Linked DNA regions of Homo sapiens: regions 1 and 3 are each linked to region 2. The links are chromatin contacts, found by Hi-C or POLR2A ChIA-PET in ENCODE. All regions are on one chromosome and are shown on one strand. The core of a region is the stretch at or near the end of the contact, and the rest is flanking DNA. Distances in the headings are between cores, read along the strand shown. Region 1 overlaps LOC107984364 (a long non-coding RNA gene). Region 2 holds the start of P2RX3 (purinergic receptor P2X 3). Region 3 has its middle 6.0 kb from the start of SLC43A3.

Region 1 (4,720 bases), core at 2,165-4,664, 89 kb before region 2:
GGACAGAAAGACACAGGCTAAGGTGCAAAGATGCAAAAGGAAGAATTTAAGGCTGGGTGTGGTGGCTCACGCCTGTAATCCCAGCATTTGGGAGGCCAAGGCGGGCAGATCACAAGGTCAGGAGTTCAAGACTAGCCTGGCCAAGATGGTGAAACCCCACCTCTACTAAAAATACAAAAATTAGATGGGTGTGGTGGCGGGCGCCTGTAATCCCAGCTACTTTGGAGGCTGAGGCAGAGAATTGCTTAAACCTGGGAGGCAGAGGTTGCAGTGAGCCGAGATCGCACCACTTCAACCAGCCTGTGCAACAAAGTGAGACTCCATCTCAAAAAAAAAAGAAGAAGAAAAGAAAAGAAAGAAAGAATTTAAAATGTCCTAGGACTAAAGTGACATAAGGCTAAGAAAATTAGCAAATGCCATTTTGCTGCTGAAGAGCTAACACTGCACTGTGCAGTGGGCGAGCCACTTGCCATGTGTGGCTATGGAGGGCTGGAAATGTGGCCAGGCAGATGGTGGGACACTGCAGGTGTAGAACACACACTGGGTTTCAAAGACTTAGTATGAAAAAAGAACGTAATATATCTCATTAGTAATTTTTTTCTATTGATTGCATGTCAAAATGATAACATTTGGATATATTAAAGTAAGTACATTGTTAAAATGAAGTCTACTTCTTTTGTTTCTTTTACTTTTTTTTTTTTTTTTTTTTTTTTTTGTGAGACAGAGTCTTGCTCTGTCACCCAGGCTGGAGTGCAGTGGCGGGATTTCAGCTCATTGCAACCTCCGTCTCCCAGGTTCAAGTGATTCTCCCGCCTCAGCCTCCCGAGTAGCTAAGATTACAGGTATGTGCCATCATGCCTGGAAAATTTTTGTATTTTTGGTAGAGACAGGGTTTTGCCATATTGACCAGGCTGGTCTCAAAATCCTGACATCAAGTGATATGCCCACATCGGCCTCCCAAAGTGCTGGGATTACAGGAGTGAGCCTCCATGCCCAGCCTCGTTTACTTTTTTAATGTGTCTACTAGGAAAATTAAAATCACATATGTAACTTCTGTTATAGTCCTATTGGATAGTGCTGAGCTGAAGGATCATATCTAAGCCTTAGGATGCTCACTCTGGAGGCATCTTTGAGGATGGGTTAGAATGGGTTAGGCTCGTTAGGAAACAGGTGCAGTTTTTCAGACCAAAGGCCCATATTAAGGAGAAGACTCCAATTCCAATTTTCCAACTACAGGTAGTTTGTCACCAACAAACAAAAAATAATAATAATAATAGTAATGGCTCTTACTTATTAAGTGCTTACTCCATGTCAGCAGGCACTGTTCTAGTGAAGGACCATGATTTTAAAAAGTGAACTCTGAAAGCAAAAATGCCTGGTTTTAAATCCTGGTTCTGCTAGTATACGAAGCCTCAGTTTCATCAACCTTAAAATAGGGGTAACCGTATATAGCATTGTCAGAACTACGAGATACTAGGCTTAGATACCAGACTTAGGTAGTCATCTCTTACTATTACTCCCATAGTAACAGGTAGTGTATTGCATCCTAATAGGTAAAGTTTATTACCAGGCACTGTATAAGCACACTCAAATGCTTTTTCCCAATGTAAGTTTTAATGCCATCTTTTACATTATGATCCCCATCTTACAGATTGGTAAACTGAGGTTCACAGAGTTACTTCACTGTCTCAGGACCATGTGGCTTCTGAGTAAGACAGAGAGGATTTGAACCCTTGGCTTTGACTCTAGAAGCCTGAGAGCTCTACAGCCAGGATGTGTTTTCCCAGCACAAGGCCATGCTTCTGCATTCAGATATGACCTGCTGTTGCTTCATTGGAGGGAGGGAGGAGATTTCTCAGCAGAGAAATCTCATAGATGGATCCCGCTCTCTCCGCCTGTCTGAAGGATGATGAGATTGAGTGGAGAAAAATTCACGTAGGCTCACAGCTATGATGATAAAAAGATAATTTGTAAAACCAGCATGTTTGTAATTACTCATTGACCCATAGACATAAAGATCAAGCTATGAATAACTCCACAATAGCAGCAATAACAATACTAGTGAATAATACTAGTAACTATTTACAATAGCAAAGACTTGGAACCAACCCAAATGCCCATCAATGACAGACTGGATAAAGAAAATGTGGCACATACACACCATGGAATACTATGCAGCCATAAAAAAGAATGAGTTCATGTCCTTTGCAGGGACATGAATGAAGCTGGAAACCATCATTCTCAGCAAACTAACACAGGAAAAGAAAACCAAACACAGCATGTTCTCACTCATAAGTGGGAGTTGAACAATGAGGACACATGGACAGAGGGAGGGGAACATCACACACTGGGGCCTGGTGGGGGGTGGAGGGCAAGGGGTGGGAGAGCATTAGGACAAATACCTAATGTATGCAGAGCTTAAAACCTTGATGATGGGTTGATAGGTGCAGCAAACCACCATGTCACATGTATACCTATGTAACAAACCGGCATGTTCTTCACATGTATCCCAGAACTTAAAACAAAATTATTAATAATAATAATAATGGCTCTTATTTATTAAGTGCTTACTCCATGTCAGCAGGCACTGTTCTAGTGAAGGACCATGATTTAAAAAGTAAACCCTGGAAGCAAAAATAGCTGGTTTCAAATACTAGTTCTGCTAGCATATGAAGCATCTGTTTCATCAACTATAAAATAGGAGTAACCGTATACAGCATTGTCAGAATTCTGAGATAATAGGCTTAGATACCAGACTTAGGTCCATGCCTGGCACAGGGCGAATGCTCAGTTAATATTTTCTGTTACAATCATCTCATTTAATCCCCACAATAACCCAATGGGTAGAGAGGATCAATAGTGATAAATGGGAATGATAATATTCCCAGTTTACAGATGCAGAAACTGAGATGCGAAACAATAAGAAACTTGTCTAAGCCCCTCCATTTCTCAGTATTGGAGATGGGATTCAGACCTAGGAGGGCTGGTTTGAGGATCTACAGTCTTAGCTACCATGGTAGACAGTTCTTAATCTTAAACAGTTTGTAAAGTCATATTTTTTTCTTATTCTTCTTCTTTAATGATACTTTCCATCTTAGTTCCTTGAAGTGTGGAACGTGCCTGCCCTGCCTGCCCGAGGCTTTGACAGAAGCCAGTGGGATAGTCAACAGCTTTGTGTGAGCACAGAGAGAGGTAGCTGCCCCAGATGCTGCGGGGCTCTGCTGATGAATGACCCATCAGTCCCACGGGTCCCACAGGTATCCAGCGGCAATCTACCCTTGCCAAGAAGGCACAACACTAGTGCTACAGCATCTCCCACTCTTAGGACTGCTCGGGCCCTAAGGATGGTTGGGGAGGTGGAAAGAAGAACTGGACATGGGTGAGCCAGCTCAAGCACAGAGCTGCCTCCTGAGCCTGGCTGTTTGGCTGCTGTGCCTCTGATGGCTCGGTGATGCTGACCTCTGGTGGAGATGAGCTGCTACTCAGCTTTGACCTCCCTCTGAGCACCAGGAGTCCCAGCACTGGCTTCCAGCCCCGCCACCGGGATGCAGACCCAGCAGCCTGAGACCCCAGAGGGTGCACCTAAGCCCAACCTCTCTCCTTATTCCAGGGCCCTGTGGTATCTGGAATTGTCTACCCTGGAACCTTATGGCTCAGGGGCTAGAAGAACCCTTAGCAAAAGGAACTTACCCAGCTGATGATTCTGACGCTGAACAGGCGCTAGAACCCAGCACAGGTCCCAGTCTCTTGGAGAATTAAGGCCTCGGCCTCTCCACCTAGTTCAGTGTTTTGAGCTACACATTCTCTTCTGACATGTGGTTACACCGCACTGTAATAATACATGTTATGACACTGATATAGAAAAAGAAATGTTCTTGTCTAATTATTTTCTGTTTGGGTGGTGCAGAAGTAAAACCAAGAGACGTTGAATCATCCTCAGTATTATTCATCACTCTTCCTCAAGCATGTCACTCTGTAAAGACAACATATGAAAGGGAAAATGTTACCCTGTTTTATTAAGGAAAATTATGGACTAGAAAAAGACTGCTTTTTTTTTTTTTTTTTTTTTTAATAAGCTGACATTGATAGAGAAAAGTTGAGCCAAATCTCTGGAGGCAGGAATCTCATTGCTGAGCACCCAGCGCCACCTTGTGGCTTCTCGCAGGACAGCGATTCCAGCTTCCACTCATTTCTCTACCCACCACTAAAAACATTTATTGAGCATTTCTTATGTTCCCTTTCACCTGTTTCTCTGCTGAGCCTCTTATCTGAATCTTTTATCTCAATGAACTTTGCACTGAAATCTCTTTCGATACACTCATTAATTTTAGCATGGGAAAAAGGGTGGCTACACAGTTGAGTTGGCCCACATAAGAAGGTGTCTATGGAGATATTCTTTATCCATGAGCCCTCCCAGTTATTCCAATGTCAGCCCTGGGACCCTGAAGATCACTCACAGATTTAATTAGACAAATCTCTTAAAATATGTGTGTATATTTTCCTTTCCCTCTTTCTCTTTCTGGAAATACGTTTTCCTGTTTCTCAGGCAGCAGCCACTCTGTTAAGACAGGGGAACTTCAGCACAGACAGGTTGCGGGGGACACAGCTAATTAGTGACTGAGCCAGAGCTGGGGCTTCAGGGCTTTGTGACTCACTCAAAAAATGTCCACTAAGTCCTTCCTCTGTAGGGGGCCCTATGCTAAGCTCAATGGTAAATCAA
Region 2 (4,540 bases), core at 5-2,504:
ACTGGCCAACGTGGTGAAGCCCCGTCTCTATTAAAAATACAAAAATTAGCCAGGCGTGGTGGCGGGTGCCTATAATCCCAGCTACTCAGGAGGCTGAGGCATGAGAATTGCTTGAACCCAGGAGGCAGAGGTTGCAGTGAGCTGAGATTGTGCCACTGCACTCCAGCCCGGGTGACAGAGCGAGACTCTGTCAAAAAAAAAAAAAAAAAGAAAGAAAGAAAAAGAAAAAAAAAAGGAAGGGAAGGAAAGAAAGAAAAAAAAAAAAAACAGAAAAAAAAACCCAGCCCCAACCTTTCAGGAAAACATAATCTAACAAATGACTTTAATAAATAAAGTGACAGTTAAAAAAAAAAGAAGTTGGCACATATACACCGTGGAATACTATGCAGCTGTAAAACAGGATGAGTTCATGTCCTTTGCAGGGACATGGATGAAGCTGGACTCCATCATTCTGAGCAAATTATCACAAGGACAGAAAACCAAACACCGCATATTCTCACTCATAGGTGGGAATTGAACAATGAGAACACTTGGACACAGGGTGGGGAACATCACACACACCAGGGCCTGTCGCGGGGTGGGCGGAGTGGGGAGGGATAGCATTAGGAGATATACCTAATGTAAATGACGGGTATATTTACAGTTAACGGGTGCAACACACCAACATGGCACACGTATACATATGTAACAAACCTGCACGTTGTGCAGGTTTACCATAGAACTTAGAGTATAAGAATAATAATAAAAAGAAAACAAAACAAAAAAGACGTGCTAACTGCTATGCTACAGGTAGAGCGAAGCTCATTACCAGCTGGAGTTAGAAATATGTGACTCTTTACTCATCACACCCCAGAAGACCCAGAAAAACTTTCAAGAGACCTTTTCCCCCTGACCCATGCCACTGGGGGCAACTCAGGAAAGGAGGGGACGGCGCAGAACTGGGTGGAATTTGGCAGACACTCAGGAATGAAGAGGGTCCTTAGCTCAGGCAGGCTATTAGGTGACTGGGGGATGGGAAATTGCAAGGGGCTTTAGGGAGAGTGTGAGCAGCTGGTGAGCTGGGATGAGGATGCTGCAGAAGAGAACAGAACAGAAACAGTAGACAGAGTGCAGATAAAACATTAGTCCCAGAGGGCTCCAGCCAGCTACATCCCAGGCAATCAGGAGCCCAGGATTGGAGACCCCACCCCTGCTGTGACATCACAGGGGAGTGGAGTGGAGACGAACAAAAAGGGGGTCCCCCGCCCTGGTCCTGGCCTCTTGGAAGCCAGAGTATCAAGAGCAGAGAATCTCACTAGGATTGCATGGCTTAAAGGGACAGGCTCCCCATTCCTCCAACCCCTCTAAGCTGCCCCCTCCAGGTCGTGATCTCGTCTCCCTGTCCTGTAGGACCTCCCTCTCCTGAGGCCACCACTGGGCCCCCTTCTGAGTGTCCCCTGAGCACTCTCTCAGCATGAACTGCATATCCGACTTCTTCACCTATGAGACCACCAAGTCGGTGGTTGTGAAGAGCTGGACCATCGGGATCATCAACCGAGTAGTTCAGCTTCTGATCATCTCCTACTTTGTAGGGTGAGTCTGTGGCCTTTCAGGTTCCTGGCGGGGTGGGCTGCCTGGTATCCCGTCTTCACCCTCCTGCCTCGGTGCTACCATCCAGCTTCCTGAGCTCCTCTGCTCCTGGGGGAAACAGTTTCTTCTGTGGAGCCGAGTCTTAAAGACTGGCCTCTGCCACCCCCACCTAGGGCCTAAATTCACCCAGGTGAATTCTTTTCCCAGTTCGTCCTCCAGGGTTGAGATTGGTTTCAAGACACACGCTCGGAGTAGTAGGGTCCCTGCCCCGGCACTGCCCTCCACCGAGGGAGGGCTCAGGAGCTCCATCTCCACCCTCCCTGCTCTCATCTCCCCAACAAGAGAACAGGCAGACCCCCTCCCACATCTTCGAATTCCCCTCAGTCAAGTCTTCGGGGTCTCAAAAAGACAAGACAGCACAGGAATAGGGAAGGGAAGGCACTGAGACAAGGGGGTGGTGGCAGGTTGATCAAGTTGGTGGCCGGGAGGGAAAGAGAGAACTGGATCTGTTTTAGAATGAGGAATTTCCTTCTGGCATGGATGGGTGAGATGGTGAGAGAGAGAAGGGCAAGGGAGAAGCCCTCTGCTCTTGAAGGGGAGGACAAAGAGGGAACTGCCCCTTGATGAGGAAACAAACAGAGGCCCAAGGGAAGAGTGGCCAAGGAGAAAAGGAGCTTTTCTGAACATAGTGCCGCTCCCTCCCCAGGAATCCAGAAATGCTCCCCTTTGTCAAAAAGTGTAAGTTCCCTACCTCTCCCTGACCCTGTGCCATGTAACCCATCCTAGGAGTTGCTTAAGAGCCAGGAAGGTGCAACCATCCCCTCAGCCCCCACCGCCTGCAAGCACACACCTACACACACACACACACACGCACACAAAGGGCTGTGGAGCAGACAATGGCTGGGGAAGAATGCAGGTCCTGTCCTTCTTGTGGTCATTTCCACACACTGGTGGGCACCAGGAAATACAGGCAGAAACCTCGAAGGTTTTCTTTCCTGGCATGCGGGTCTCCAATCTTATGCTGTTCTTTCAGACAATGGGTCTTTGCATTTGAGGCAGCAATCCACTGACTGTCAGGAGTTAGTTCAAGCAGGTCAAAGGAGAATCCTGTGTGCCTGTGGGCTGAAGCTGCATGCAAACCTGCTTGCTTGAAATGTTGAAGTTTATGCGAGGGTGTGGAGGGAAAGGTGGCTAGATGTGACTTTTTAGGTGATTTTTTGCTCTGTGTGCTGGGCAAGCCCTGGTAGGCTTCAGTGGGCAGGTATTGTAAAAAGGCTGTACCATCCAGTGCTCCTTTGGGAGATTTTAGAAAAGGGATTCAAGCTTTGGAATAGCATTAAATGGCCACAAAGTTCCCTTCCAATGTTGAGGTTTTGTGAGATACGAGGTTTGCAAATGTTCGCTGTCTGCATCTCTAGAGCTTGGCTCAAAGTTGGTTCCTAAATGTTCTGTGTTCACGTGTATATTCAATGCTGTGGTTGTTTATAGCCACAAGATGGTATGTTGGCCCAGGTGAGTGCAAAATCTGGCTCAGCACATTCCCCTTCTGGCCTGGCTCCACTGGCTCCAGGCAGAGATTGATGGGGGAGAGAGTGGGCTCCTAGACCAGCCCGCTCAGCCCCCACTGCCCTTGTCTCTGTCTCATCATGATCAGATAGAATCCTCCAGTCCTCAGGGCTGGAGCCCAGCCTGCTGGAGCGAGTGTGCGAAGCTCTTTAGCATCTTAATTTCCAACCCCATCCATCTCCTAGCCTGACAGCTCCCCACGGGACACTGCCTTCCAGTTACATCAGCGCCCTCTGCAGCCCAGCCCCCTGACCTGAGTCCCATCTCCGTGTATGTGAACCCATGCACGTTGTGACTTCATGAGTCCACCGTCATTAATTTAGCAAAAATGTACCAGCATCTCTGCATGCCAGGCACTGTGGATTGAGGACGGAATGGTGGGCAAAAGCAGACAGGGTCCTCGCCCTCCTGGGGCTTACAGCGGAAGGCAAGAGATGGCATTCATCTGATGATCTCCACAAACGTGAAATGTCAACTGTGGCTTAGAGGTGCACAGTTATAGAGAGCCGCTTCTGTGAAGGTGTTTGGCCCAGTCAGGGAGTAAGGGAAGGTTTTCTGGAGATGTGACATTTTAGCCAAGACCCGAAGGATGAGTAAGAGCAGCCCAGGTGAAAGAGGGAAGGAAGAGAGTTCAGGGCAGAGAAACCCACCTCTGCAAAGGGAAGGAGGCTGGCAAACAGGGGAAAGAAAAGAAGGTCATTGTGGCTGGAGCCGAGGGAGCAGAGATGAGTGAGGGTGGTGTACGGTGGATGGGAACACACACAGAGGCCGGACCTCAGACACCCTTAGAGAGCTTTTGTTTTTACAGGAGATGAATAAACAGAAGCCATGGAAGCATTTTAACCCGTGTGTCTGTGTGCACTTTTGTGTGTGTGTGCACGTGAGTTTGAGAGAGAGAGAGACAGACACGATGAGATCTGAGTTGGGAAGAGCACCTGGGCTGATTCCCTGGAAGTGGAAGGAGTAGGAGTGGGTGCAGGAAAACCTGCTAAGAGGCAGTTTATGCAGAGAGGTGACAGTGGCTTGGACCCAATCGAATTTGAAGGGATTTTTAAGGCTATAGTGTTAATATTTCACTGATACTTCAATCTCTTCCCCATCATCCCAACCAGGTCAACAACCTAGACTCTGCCTAACATGAGTCCATCATTTCTCTGAGAACTTCTCAGCAACACACCACCTGGTCATCTCACATACGCTCTCACCCCCGCCCCTGGCCTCAGCTGCTTGTCTGTGGTTGACACCATTTCATCACTATTTTCCTTTACCCACTCCAGGGCACACAGAGAGGCCTGGACTTACCTGATGTTTCTCACATCTTTTCTGGGTCCACGTGGTAATCCCCACTCACCTCTGTGGAGTGGGACTTCCCGAGAGCCCATCCCCGTTCTGGATCCTTTGGGGA
Region 3 (4,836 bases), core at 475-2,974, 94 kb after region 2:
CCCAAATGCACTCAGTACAACCCCCCAAGACTGTCTGGGCTTAAGGCAGGGGCTTGGATTGTCCTGTAAGCTGTGGGAAGTCTGTTCATGAGCCACAGTAGACAGGAAGGGGATGGAGTCTTAGAGCTGGCTCTTCAGGGTATCTCCTAGTGTGTTCAAAGCAGTTCTCAGGAGGGTGGGGAACTACTACATAGCCAAGTAAATATGAGGCCTCCTTGCTCTGGGGAGACCTTTCTCTTTAACAGAGGTGAATCTGAAAGGATACCCAAAGAGGCACTGGAGGGTGGGGGCCACTCTGGCCCCTCAGAGCAGCCAGCTCAGCTTCAGTGGATGCTAGAGGCAGCAGAGGATCAGCCTGGATCAGCCTCCCTTTCACCATGCAGAAAACAGAGCTCCCCCACCAGACCAGATACTGGAAGCACTGGGCCAGGCCTAAGAGAAAGCAGAGCCCCAAGCCCCACCACACCAGGGCTTATGAGGCTACTGCTACCCACCCTCCCAAGCCCCAGCTCCACTTCTATGTTCATCAAGCAACTGTTTACTGGTAACTGCACTTCCCGATAGACTTTGCTAGAAAGGAATGCCTCAGTGCACTGACAATATCTAAACCTGCAACTCTAAGGACTAGGCTGGGGAACACTGTGTCAACATGGAGGCACGTCCTACCCCTGAGAAGAAAAATAAGGAATATCAATAATACCTGCTGGGCACTGAGCACTGACTATGTATCTGATTCGAAGCGCTTTTTGCTTAATCTGTCACTGAATCTCACGATAGGTGTTGTTATTAGCATCTATTATCTGGGCCAACTGAGGCCTAGAGGGACGAAGCAACTCCCCCAACATCACCAGGTAGCAGTGTCAGGACTGGGATAGAAACCTGATGCTCTGACTGAAACTAATGCTTTTTTTTTTTTTTTTTTTTTTTTTTTTGAGACAGCATCTCACTCTGTCACCAAGGCTGGAGTGAAATGGTGTGATCTCAGTTCACTGCAGCCTCCACTTCCCAGGTTCAAGTGATTCTCCTGCCTCAGCCTCCCGAGTAGCTGGGATTACAGGCGTGCACCACCATGCCCAGCTAATTTTTTTGCATTTTTTGTAGAGATGGGGTTTCGCCATGTTGGCCAGACTGGTCTCAAACTCCTGGGCTCAAGTGTTCTGCCTGCCTTGGCCCCACAAAGTGCTAGGATTACAGGCGTGAGCCACCATGCCCAGCCAGCTGATGCTCTTAATCTGTGCCCTACCCAGCCTTCCTGGGAGGCTTCCCAAGAGCTACACAGAGCATGAGTTCTGGAATCGGGTTGATGGGGGTACCAGTTATTACTAATAGGAATGAAGATGGGTAATTCTTTCAGACAGCACCCTTGATTAAAACAAGAGAGTAGTGCTGCCTCTCTGTGATTCTGTGTCTCCCTGCCCTGCTCACACAGACACCACACCCACCCACACGCATGATCATGAAAAGAGGAAATGGATCCAGGAGAAGGAGACGACTCCTGAGTGAAAACAACGGGGTTTTTCACATTGAGAGCTTTGCCCAACACCCCAAAGATGAAAAGAGCAGGAAACTGCTGGGGCCGATTGAACACTGGACTTTTGTTGTGGAAAAAGGCAAAGGGAAGCCGGAAGAGACTGGAACAGTTTCCATGGTGCTGGAGGATGGGGAAGTGGGTAGGGATTAGCTGGAGGGAGAAGGAGAAGCTGGGGTGGAGGGGAACCTCCACTTGCCAGGAGAGCACATGTAGGATGGGAACCCCAGATGATACTCAAGGCATGGCATTAGACCAGAAGCAAGTCTGTGGTGAAATTAGGGAAGGCTCCACTGCGGACTGTAGACAGAGCACTGGACAAGGAAGTGGGAGACCCAGGGTCCAGTCCTGGCTCTGGAGCCCCCTGGGTGGGCTGCCCCGGGCACCTTTCTCTCTTGGGGCCTCCATTCCTACCTCTGTGAAGCGAGTGCTGAACCTCTCTTAGCCCTGACTTGCTGAAATGCTGGGACTCTGTACAGAGGCTGACATTAAGCAGGGATCTGTCGTGGGGTGCTGCAATGTTCCTCCAGATGCTGCACGGGAGAGGGCAGAAAAGGCCTATATGGTGAGTCCGCCCTGGGAGCCTCTGCTTGGAAGCTGAAGTGGCCTGAGAGTGACTCAGAAACCACGGAAGTTCCCGGGGCTGATGGGTTCTTATAGATTGTACATGCAGCTCTCCTCGTGGGCTGCAAAACCGCAAGATGGGCTGTGACCACTCTCAAGGAAAGAGCCCTATCTGCAAAAAGCATTCTGCCCTCCAGGTCTTAAAGCAAACACAGACTCAATCCTTATTCCTTTTAAGACAAAATTGCCTCAGGGGCATCAGGGAGGCAGCAGGCCTCAAATGTGTGCCTTTCTAGAATTCTCAATGAAAGCACCCTTTTGGGTATTAATAATGACAACAGTAATGACAGTCATTTACTGAGTGCTGCTTTTGGGACAGGCATTGGGCTAAGAGCTATATGTAATATATATTATTATTTGATGCCCACAGCCACCCCATAAGGAGGCGGAGGTACTATCATTATGCCAACTTTAAAGATGAAGAAACTGAGGCCTCAAGAGATGAAGTAACTTGGCCAAGTCACTCAGCCAGTAAATGGGAAGAGATAGACTTCCCAGTATCCAGAGCCCATGTTTTCACCATTATGCTGAAGTACCTCTTTTCCTGTGCCAATGTGATCTGCCTCCAGGAATCCTGTCTTGATGTTCCCTTCCCCATACAGAAGTCCTCTCTGTGTCCTCTTCAGCCTGATAGTATATCTTTTCATACCATTCTTTGGACATCTCTGTTATACTACTCCAATGGTGTTCCCTCCCCTACCCCTCCCTGGGAGCTTAGTTGTTGTGATTAAGTATAGGGGAAATGACCCACACTAAACAAACTCATAAGAGACTGATTGATAAACCTGAAATGCAATTTATTAATTAACACTGAGAAATGAAACCACCCAGCAGATGGGAATCCTAAGGCTGACTGGTCAGCACAATCTCTTTCAGGAAGGACAGGCTTTTGGGAAAGGAAATCAATACCAGAAGGTTCTTTGTTGAGTACAAAGTCAGAGGGAAGGGAGTTGATGGATTGACACATAGGTGAAGCTTGACATACCTCTATAAAGCCTCCATCCTGCCAAGGATCAGAATATCCAAGGCAGGGAGCCATCTGGGTGTCCTCTCCTTTGGACAGTGCTGGATTTTTCTGGATCCTATGAAGATCTTACCTTTCTGGCTGCATTTATCATGATTGTGGAAGGCTTTTTGTTTCCTTGTTTGCTTAGATTAATTTCTGCGTATTTAATAGAACTGAAAGGCAATTTCCCATTGAGACCCACTGAAGAGGAATAATCAATACATACTAGTTGTGTTGCCCTTTGCAGAGAATTCACTTCTGTGTTGTCACTGTATCCTCATGCTTCCTTATAATGGAGGGACAGAGATGGTAAAAACATGGACTTGGAAGCCAGACCGTCTGGGTTTGAATCCTGGCTCTGTTACTTATAAGCTCTGCAACCTCGGGCAGATTACCTAAGTCAGTTTCCCCTTCTCTGAATTGGGGATAATAATAGCACCCACCTCAACATCTGTCAAGAGGATTCAATGAGGGAATACACATAAAGTGCTCAGAACAGTGTCTGCCATCTGGTAAGCAGTCAATACTTGTTAGCGATGATTAATAATTCATTTCATAGATGAAAAAACTGAAGCCTAGAGAGATAAAAAGTCAACTAAGATCATACAGCCAGTAAGTGGTGAAGATATCATTGAAAATCAAACTGGCATCCTTTAAGCACTAAAGTCTTTCCACAGACTAGTTTCTTACCCATTCGCTTTCATAACAAGCTGAAGGAGAGCTTGTTTAAAAATCAGGTATATCCACCCACCGGAATGGGTAAAATTTAAAAGAATGAAAATATCAAGGTGGAGCTTGGACGCAGAACAACTGGAGGGAGTAAGCAGTAAGAACCACTTTGGAAAAGTGTCTGGCAGTTTCGAAATAAGTTAAACAAACACTTAATGAATCAGCCAAGTTCAACCAGGGATGTGGAACCACTCTCTCTGTGGATTGCTACAGGGATTTGGCCTTACTCAATTGTAGGAGGTAGTTAAGCAATCTTGTAAGGCTATTATCTTTGCATGTCATGTTGCAGTTGAATTCCACAGGTCAGGCAACTGGGAAAGGAAGATGGATATAAAGTGGGCAAGACAGAGCAAACTGAGCCCCATAAGTATGAACTGGAACCCCATGAGGATGAACTGAAGCCTTTAAATCCACATCAGCTTTTGTTGTCTCTGTCGTTGTTAATGTATTTTGCAGAAGCCCGGGTTCATTGCATGGAGCTAACCACATACACACCTGCCCCAACAGTAGGCAACGCCAAAGGAGAAGCCAGCTCCATGCCAACCAGGTGTACCAGCAGTTCAGTCACAACATGTGTGAGCCAGAAACCGACTCCTGCTTCCCTTCCACCCTCCAGATTCCCTGAAGAGACACCCTCATGTTCCGCTCTAACCAGAAATACACAAAAAAGGGAATTCAACATAACCAAGTCAGCACATTACAAAGCCAACACACCTACCTTATGATCAGGTAATTCCACCCAAGATATTTACATAAGCGAAATGAGTGCATACGCTCACCAGAAGTAGTGTACAAGAATATCCATAGCAACTTTATTCATAACAGCCAGAACCTGGTAACAGCCCAAATGCCCACCGATAGGAATACGGATAAGCAAATTGTCCCGTAGTCACACGACGGAATACTGCATCACAACAAAAAGAACCAACCTTTCATACACACAGTGTAG

The links. A loop is a pair of places that touch in the nucleus more often than their neighbours do. ChIA-PET counts read pairs that join two places held with the same protein, here RNA polymerase II (POLR2A). Pooled maps may share reads with other maps.
Region 1: a pooled map shows a loop between it and region 2 (10-fold over the local background). The contact joins the enhancer-like site here to the promoter of P2RX3 in region 2. A Hi-C loop is called at or near these places in 8 of 50 pooled maps. POLR2A ChIA-PET finds 5 or more read pairs at or near these places in 3 of 52 experiments (Caco-2, HEK293 and PC-9).
Region 3: a map of B cell shows a loop between it and region 2 (4-fold over the local background). The contact joins the enhancer-like site here to the promoter of P2RX3 in region 2. A Hi-C loop is called at or near these places in 20 of 168 maps with a recorded cell type or tissue (B cell, CD4-positive, alpha-beta T cell, CD4-positive, alpha-beta memory T cell and 12 more), 15 of 37 single-sample maps with no recorded cell type and 24 of 50 pooled maps. POLR2A ChIA-PET finds 5 or more read pairs at or near these places in 12 of 52 experiments (B cell, CD4-positive, alpha-beta memory T cell, CD8-positive, alpha-beta memory T cell and 7 more).

Annotation. Positions count from the first base shown.
Region 1 is chr11:57,245,762-57,250,481 of GRCh38, forward strand. It overlaps LOC107984364 (a long non-coding RNA gene), which reads right to left. Exons shown (of 3, transcript XR_001748067.3): 2 at 3,691-3,973; 3 at 1,593-1,947. Among named protein-coding and RNA genes, the nearest start is that of APLNR, 11 kb to the left of the region's middle. Within about 2 kb of position 3,415, at least 2 of the 41 ENCODE cell types and tissues checked have a DNase peak (open chromatin) inside an H3K27ac peak, as active enhancers do.
Region 2 is chr11:57,337,098-57,341,637 of GRCh38, forward strand. It overlaps P2RX3 (purinergic receptor P2X 3), which reads left to right and starts at 1,255. Exons shown (of 12, transcript NM_002559.5): 1 at 1,255-1,572. The coding sequence starts at 1,454.
Region 3 is chr11:57,430,752-57,435,587 of GRCh38, forward strand. No RefSeq gene overlaps it. Among named protein-coding and RNA genes, the nearest start is that of SLC43A3, 6.0 kb to the left of the region's middle. Within about 2 kb of position 1,725, at least 6 of the 41 ENCODE cell types and tissues checked have a DNase peak (open chromatin) inside an H3K27ac peak, as active enhancers do; they include heart right ventricle, where a contact is called at or near this core.